Regions from separate parts of the Homo sapiens genome. Here region 1 is linked to region 2. A link is a loop called in an ENCODE intact Hi-C map of the cell type or tissue named here. Cell type or tissue: dorsolateral prefrontal cortex. All regions are shown on one strand.

Region 1 (2,500 bases), 120 kb after region 2:
GCTCACATCACACACTCACACCCAGCTAAAGGAAATTACCACAGCTATAATGATTTCATTAAATATCTGAAATTAAAGTTTCTTTTGGACTTTTCAGCTGAAGCTCATAGTAAATAAAAGTAATATGATCACTGTTGCATACTGTGAATCAACAGCACACAGAAACCTTAGACTTTCTATATTTACACAGCTTAATTATCCGAACTGAAACCTGAGGCCATCTGTGTCAACATGATTTCACAATTCATTCCAGAAAATTATTTTTCAGGAAAGTAAGGCTGCAAACCAATAAATAACTTATTGTTTGCTTCAGGAAATTTCTGCAAATCAATTTATGTCAGTAAGCAACTCTCCTCTGGGCCAACAGATTGCTCACCTGGGCAGGTAGCAGCTTGTGTCAATAACAGTTTACTTATGAAGACTTCTGTCATGGCCCTTAACTCACAGTGTCCCCCAATCCTAAACTCTATGTCCTGAACATTACCTCTTCTTATCAGTCATTGGTCTTGAAAGGCCCCGGGCAACCATGTGAGCCCAGACGTCAATACCCTATCGATACCACCTTATCATCTACTCTTCTAACATAACCCCTCAAGGTGGTGACCCCACTTACAGTCGTATTTTATTGAATTTAGCTTTCCCTAATCAACATGCTAGTCTATTGGATGCAGTGTCAGAGGCAACAATCACAGAGGTTCTGAAAGCATCAGCCCACGGTTTTCTAAACATCATGGTTCAAGACCCTTAACACGAAACAGAAAGTTTCCCCGAGGCGCCGTAAACAACCCGTTTGGGCGCTTCCCTGATAATTATAGTGAAATCTGGCATCTAATTTTTTTTGGTGGACTCTCAAATTTTATATTTACGTTTTGCTTCCTAGAAATAAAAAATGTTTTTATAAGGAATTCTTTGATCGTTTATGTTTTATTCTTGATAGAAACCTACTTTATAACTTCGAACATTATTGATGTTCTTCCTGTATTTCTGAGAGGTGACAGCTTGCTGGCATCCCCTCGCTGGCTCTCGGCGCCTCCTCGGCCTCAGCCCACTCTGGCCGCGCTTCAGGAGCCCTTCAGCCCGCAGCTGCACCGTGGGAGCCCCTCTCTGTGCTGGCTGAGGCCTGAGCGGGCTCCCTCTGCCGGCGGGGAGGTGTGGAGGGAGAGGCGCGGGCCGGAACCTGGGCTGCCTGCGGTGCTCGCAGGTCCAGCGCGACTTCCGGGTGGGCGCGGGCTCGGCGCGCCCCGCACTCTGAGCGGTCGGCTGGCGCCGCCGGCCCTGGGCAGTGAGAGAGGCTTAGCACCCGGGCCAGCAGCTGCGGAGGGTGCACTGGGTCCCCCAACAGTGATGGCCCGCCGGCGCCGCGCTCGAATTTTCGCTGGGCCTCAGCCACCTCCCCGCGGGGCAAGGGGGCAGGGCTCGGGACCTGCAGCCTGCCATGCTGGAGCCCTCACCCTGCTCCCCGCCCCCGTCCCCTGCCCCCCGCCCCCCAGCCGCGGGCTCCCGCGCGCCACCCCGAGGGGACGGGCGCCACCTCCTGCTACGCGGCACCCGGTCCCGTCAACCGCCCAACGGCTGAGGAGTGCGGGAGCGCGCCAGAGACTGGCGGGCAGCTCCGCCCGCGGCCGGGATGCACTAGGCAAAGCCAGCTGGGCTCCTGAGTCCGGTGGGTACTTGGAGAACTTATTACGTCTAGCTGGAGGATTGTAAATGCACCAATCAGCATGCTGTGTCTAGCTCAAGGTATGTGAACGCACCCATCAGTGCTCTGTGTCTAGCTAATCTAGTGGGGACTTTGGAGAACTTTTGTGTCTAGCTAAAGGATTGTAAACAGACCAATCAGCTCTCTGTAAAATGAACCCATCAGCTCTCTATGAAATGGACCAATCATCAGGATGTGGGTGGGGTGAGATAAGGGAATAAAAGCGGCTGCCAGAGCCAGCAACAGCAACGTGCTGGGGTCCCTTTCCACAGTGTGGAGGCTTTGTTCTTTTGCTCTTTGCAGTCTTGCTGCTGCTCACTGTTTGGCTCTGCGCAGAGCTGTAACACTCACCAAGAAGGTCTGCAGCTTCACCCAAAGATATTCCAAAGATACAGAAAACTATACAGAGACATTTTGTGTAGTTCTAATAGCATATAATCCACAGGTCCCTGATCTATAATAGGGGTTTTTTATAAAATTGGTTTTTTGTATGCTATGAGGAATTTTACTTGTTAAAAAGAAGAGGTGGAAAGGCAGAATATGAAAACTATGAGAATGACATAAGAGACTATGAATTAGGTGAGAAACCAGAGAGATTTAGAAACCTGTAGACATTGTGCATCCCCCAATGCCTTTCCCCTTAAAAAAATATTATATTCTAATCCAGTCCATCAAATAAAGTCTACATTCATTAGAAACATATTCTCTTGGTTTTTATAATTTCAATTTTTTTCAGACACAGATAGTGCATATGCAGATTTGTTACTTTTGTACAGTGCACCCTGGTAGTGAGCATAGTAC
Region 2 (2,500 bases):
ATTACCAGGACTCAAATTTTCAAAGTTGTTTTTCTGTCAGGAAGACGGAAACCCTCTGCAGGATCCTAGTCCCTGAAGTACATTTTCCCCTCTGTCTCCACAATTACGTTTGTTTGCCTCAGGAGTTATTTCAGTCTTAATTGGGGTTTAACTATTGCAATAGAAAGATGTACAGTGAAAAAGTAAACAGCTAGCCAAGTTTCTGTATCCAGGGTTTCCCATTTTTCTGGCCCTCTCTTCATCTTCCCAAGGTTCTAATGTTTTGAATAAAAATGAGAACCAGGTCAGAAGACACATAATAAGTCACTTCTTTTCTTTCTCAAGGCTTTCTTTATACGCAGGGTTATGATAGATGATGACCAGCCCTGGAGACTCTGCTTTCTGAGCTTATCCCAACCACAGGCCTGGACAGGACGAGCGTCACCTTGCTCTACCGATGAACGTTGGCAGTTTGCAGTCTTTGCCATCAGTGATTGTTTTATTCTTTGTCTGTGAAACAACAAATGGGACTGGAAAAGCAAAAGAACCCTCCATTTTTATGAGCTAATCCTGCCTTATAAAGCTTCATAATACTTCTTTAATTCATTATACCCAAGAATGATCCTTCTATAGGTTATTCATTCTGCCCTCAAAAAATGACCTTTCCAGACACTAATGCAAAGGACTATACATAAATGGTGACACAGGGTTGAGATTAGAGGTGAGAATGGAATTATTTTTCTCACTGAGCTGGGCTGTGAGGCAGGCTTCTGGTCACTGGTCTTCATTCAATGTGACAGTATCCTCATCTAGAGGTGCACCTGGTTCATATCAGATGCCAAATTACTTGTGCAATAAGTGAGCAAATAGCCCTTTGAGATAAGTACTCTTTTCATCCCTGATTTTGAATGAGGATATTCAGGCACAGAGAGATTGAGTAAATTGCCCAGTGATACACAGATAATGAATAGCAAAATCAGGATTTGAACCCAGATAATCTAATTCAGGTCATGTGTTCTATTGCCCATTGTTTTGCATGTGTCTTTCTGGGTCAGCCTCTCTTGCGATCTGTTTCACTGTCTAGGAGAGGTGGCTAACCCAGTCTCAGTATCAATCCCATCTTGCACAGACTCTGTCTCCATCTTTTTCTCTGCATCCTGGTTGTGTGTCCTTCAGCCTCTCCTTCTATTTGGAGTAATTGCCACATGGTGGCAGTGTTGTAGGACTTTCTCCTTAGTTCAGCTAAAAACCGGGTTCTTGTCACATAACCAGGAAAGATTAGGCTTGAGGATGCATAGAAGGGTGAGAAAAATGGAATTTATTGCGCGAAAAAGGAAAAAGAAATACTTTCAGCAGAGTGAGAGGGAGGCCTGTTAACCTGCTCCTGCCCCACCACACAGGAACACAAGAGGCTGGGCTCCTCCCCTCTGCAAACCACGCTAACTTCGTGGCTCCACCCCCTTTTCCCAGTGCACAGGTGGGTCGGAGGTTCTCTGGGGAGCCCTTTTTACTCGGCTGTCTCAACAGTTTCGGGGTTTACATGTGAACTTTAATGATTTCTGGCTGGGTTACATTGGATGGGCAATATTTGATGAATTACTTGGCCTCTCCATTGCTATACTTTTTCTTATGTAAAATGACATTGAAAACAAGATGCAAGATGAGCCTAGAGAATCTTGTTGTGTCAAAAAGTAAGAATGAGCTCAAAGAATGGTGAGAATCTGTCAAATAGGGAGCCAGCTTGAAGGGACTCCCTCCAGCCAAATTTGAGAAAATTTGAGAATCAAACTGAATAATGATTTTAAATGATTGTTACCTATTGGATACTACAAGAATCCATTAGTCCACAATTAAAATGAATAAATGAGGGAGAAGGAAAAGACCTAACTTTCAATGAAAAAGCAACTAGTAAATGTAAAAGAAATAATGAAATTAGAATATCACCACTCGATGACTATCATAATAATAATTTCTTCAGGAAGGAATCATCAATGGGTGCTAAAACTAATAGGTGGAAGTTTAGGTGAGCAGGATATCAATATTGCCTCAAAGTGTCTTCCCCAAAGATTTACTAATGACAAAGAGTAAAACAGTAACATTACACTGAACACCAAATAGATACCAGTAGACACCAAGTGATGGCAGCTAACACTGCCTGGGATGAAACACACCAACAGCACGTGAGCCTTGACATCATGCGCTGAGAACTCATAATAAATTCTACCGTATTCCTGCCAAAGGGGTCACCCTGAATCTAATTACAAGGAAAAATCAGAAAAACTCAAATTGAAGCACATTGTAGAAATGTCTCAAGCTTTTATGACAACAACATCATAAAATACAAAGAAAGACTCAGGAACTTTTACTGGATGAAGGAAGCTACAGAGAGATGACAACTGCATATTAATGTACCATGTGACCTTGGATTATCTTTTACCATAAATTGTATCACTGGGACAATTGTTGAATCTAAACATGTTCTATCAAGTGAATAGTACCATTGTATTAATATTAATTTCCT

The links. Peaks named below come from ENCODE experiments on the same cell type or tissue, not always from the same donor. Only the 100,000 strongest peaks of a DNase experiment are listed, where the experiment ranks them.
Region 1: it touches region 2 in a loop (6-fold over the local background); 9 of 110 quality-filtered maps call a loop at or near these places.

What each region holds. Positions count from the first base shown.
Region 1 is chr6:26,955,629-26,958,128 of GRCh38, reverse strand. LINC00240 (long intergenic non-protein coding RNA 240) reads right to left here and starts at 1,136. Exons shown (of 3, transcript NR_026775.2): 1 at 946-1,136. It also overlaps the pseudogene GUSBP2. RefSeq lists an enhancer at 778-1,476 and a silencer at 1,114-1,583. In dorsolateral prefrontal cortex, a CTCF peak has its summit at 1,160 (motif pointing left); DNase peaks (open chromatin) are centred at 1,128 and 1,828; H3K4me3 peaks cover 1,745 bases; H3K27ac peaks cover 1,582 bases.
Region 2 is chr6:27,077,761-27,080,260 of GRCh38, reverse strand. No RefSeq gene overlaps it. Among named protein-coding and RNA genes, the nearest start is that of TRP-CGG2-1, 13 kb to the left of the region's middle. RefSeq lists a silencer at 1,426-1,505. In dorsolateral prefrontal cortex, CTCF peaks have their summits at 980 and 1,183 (motif pointing right); a DNase peak (open chromatin) is centred at 1,205; H3K4me3 peaks cover 526 bases.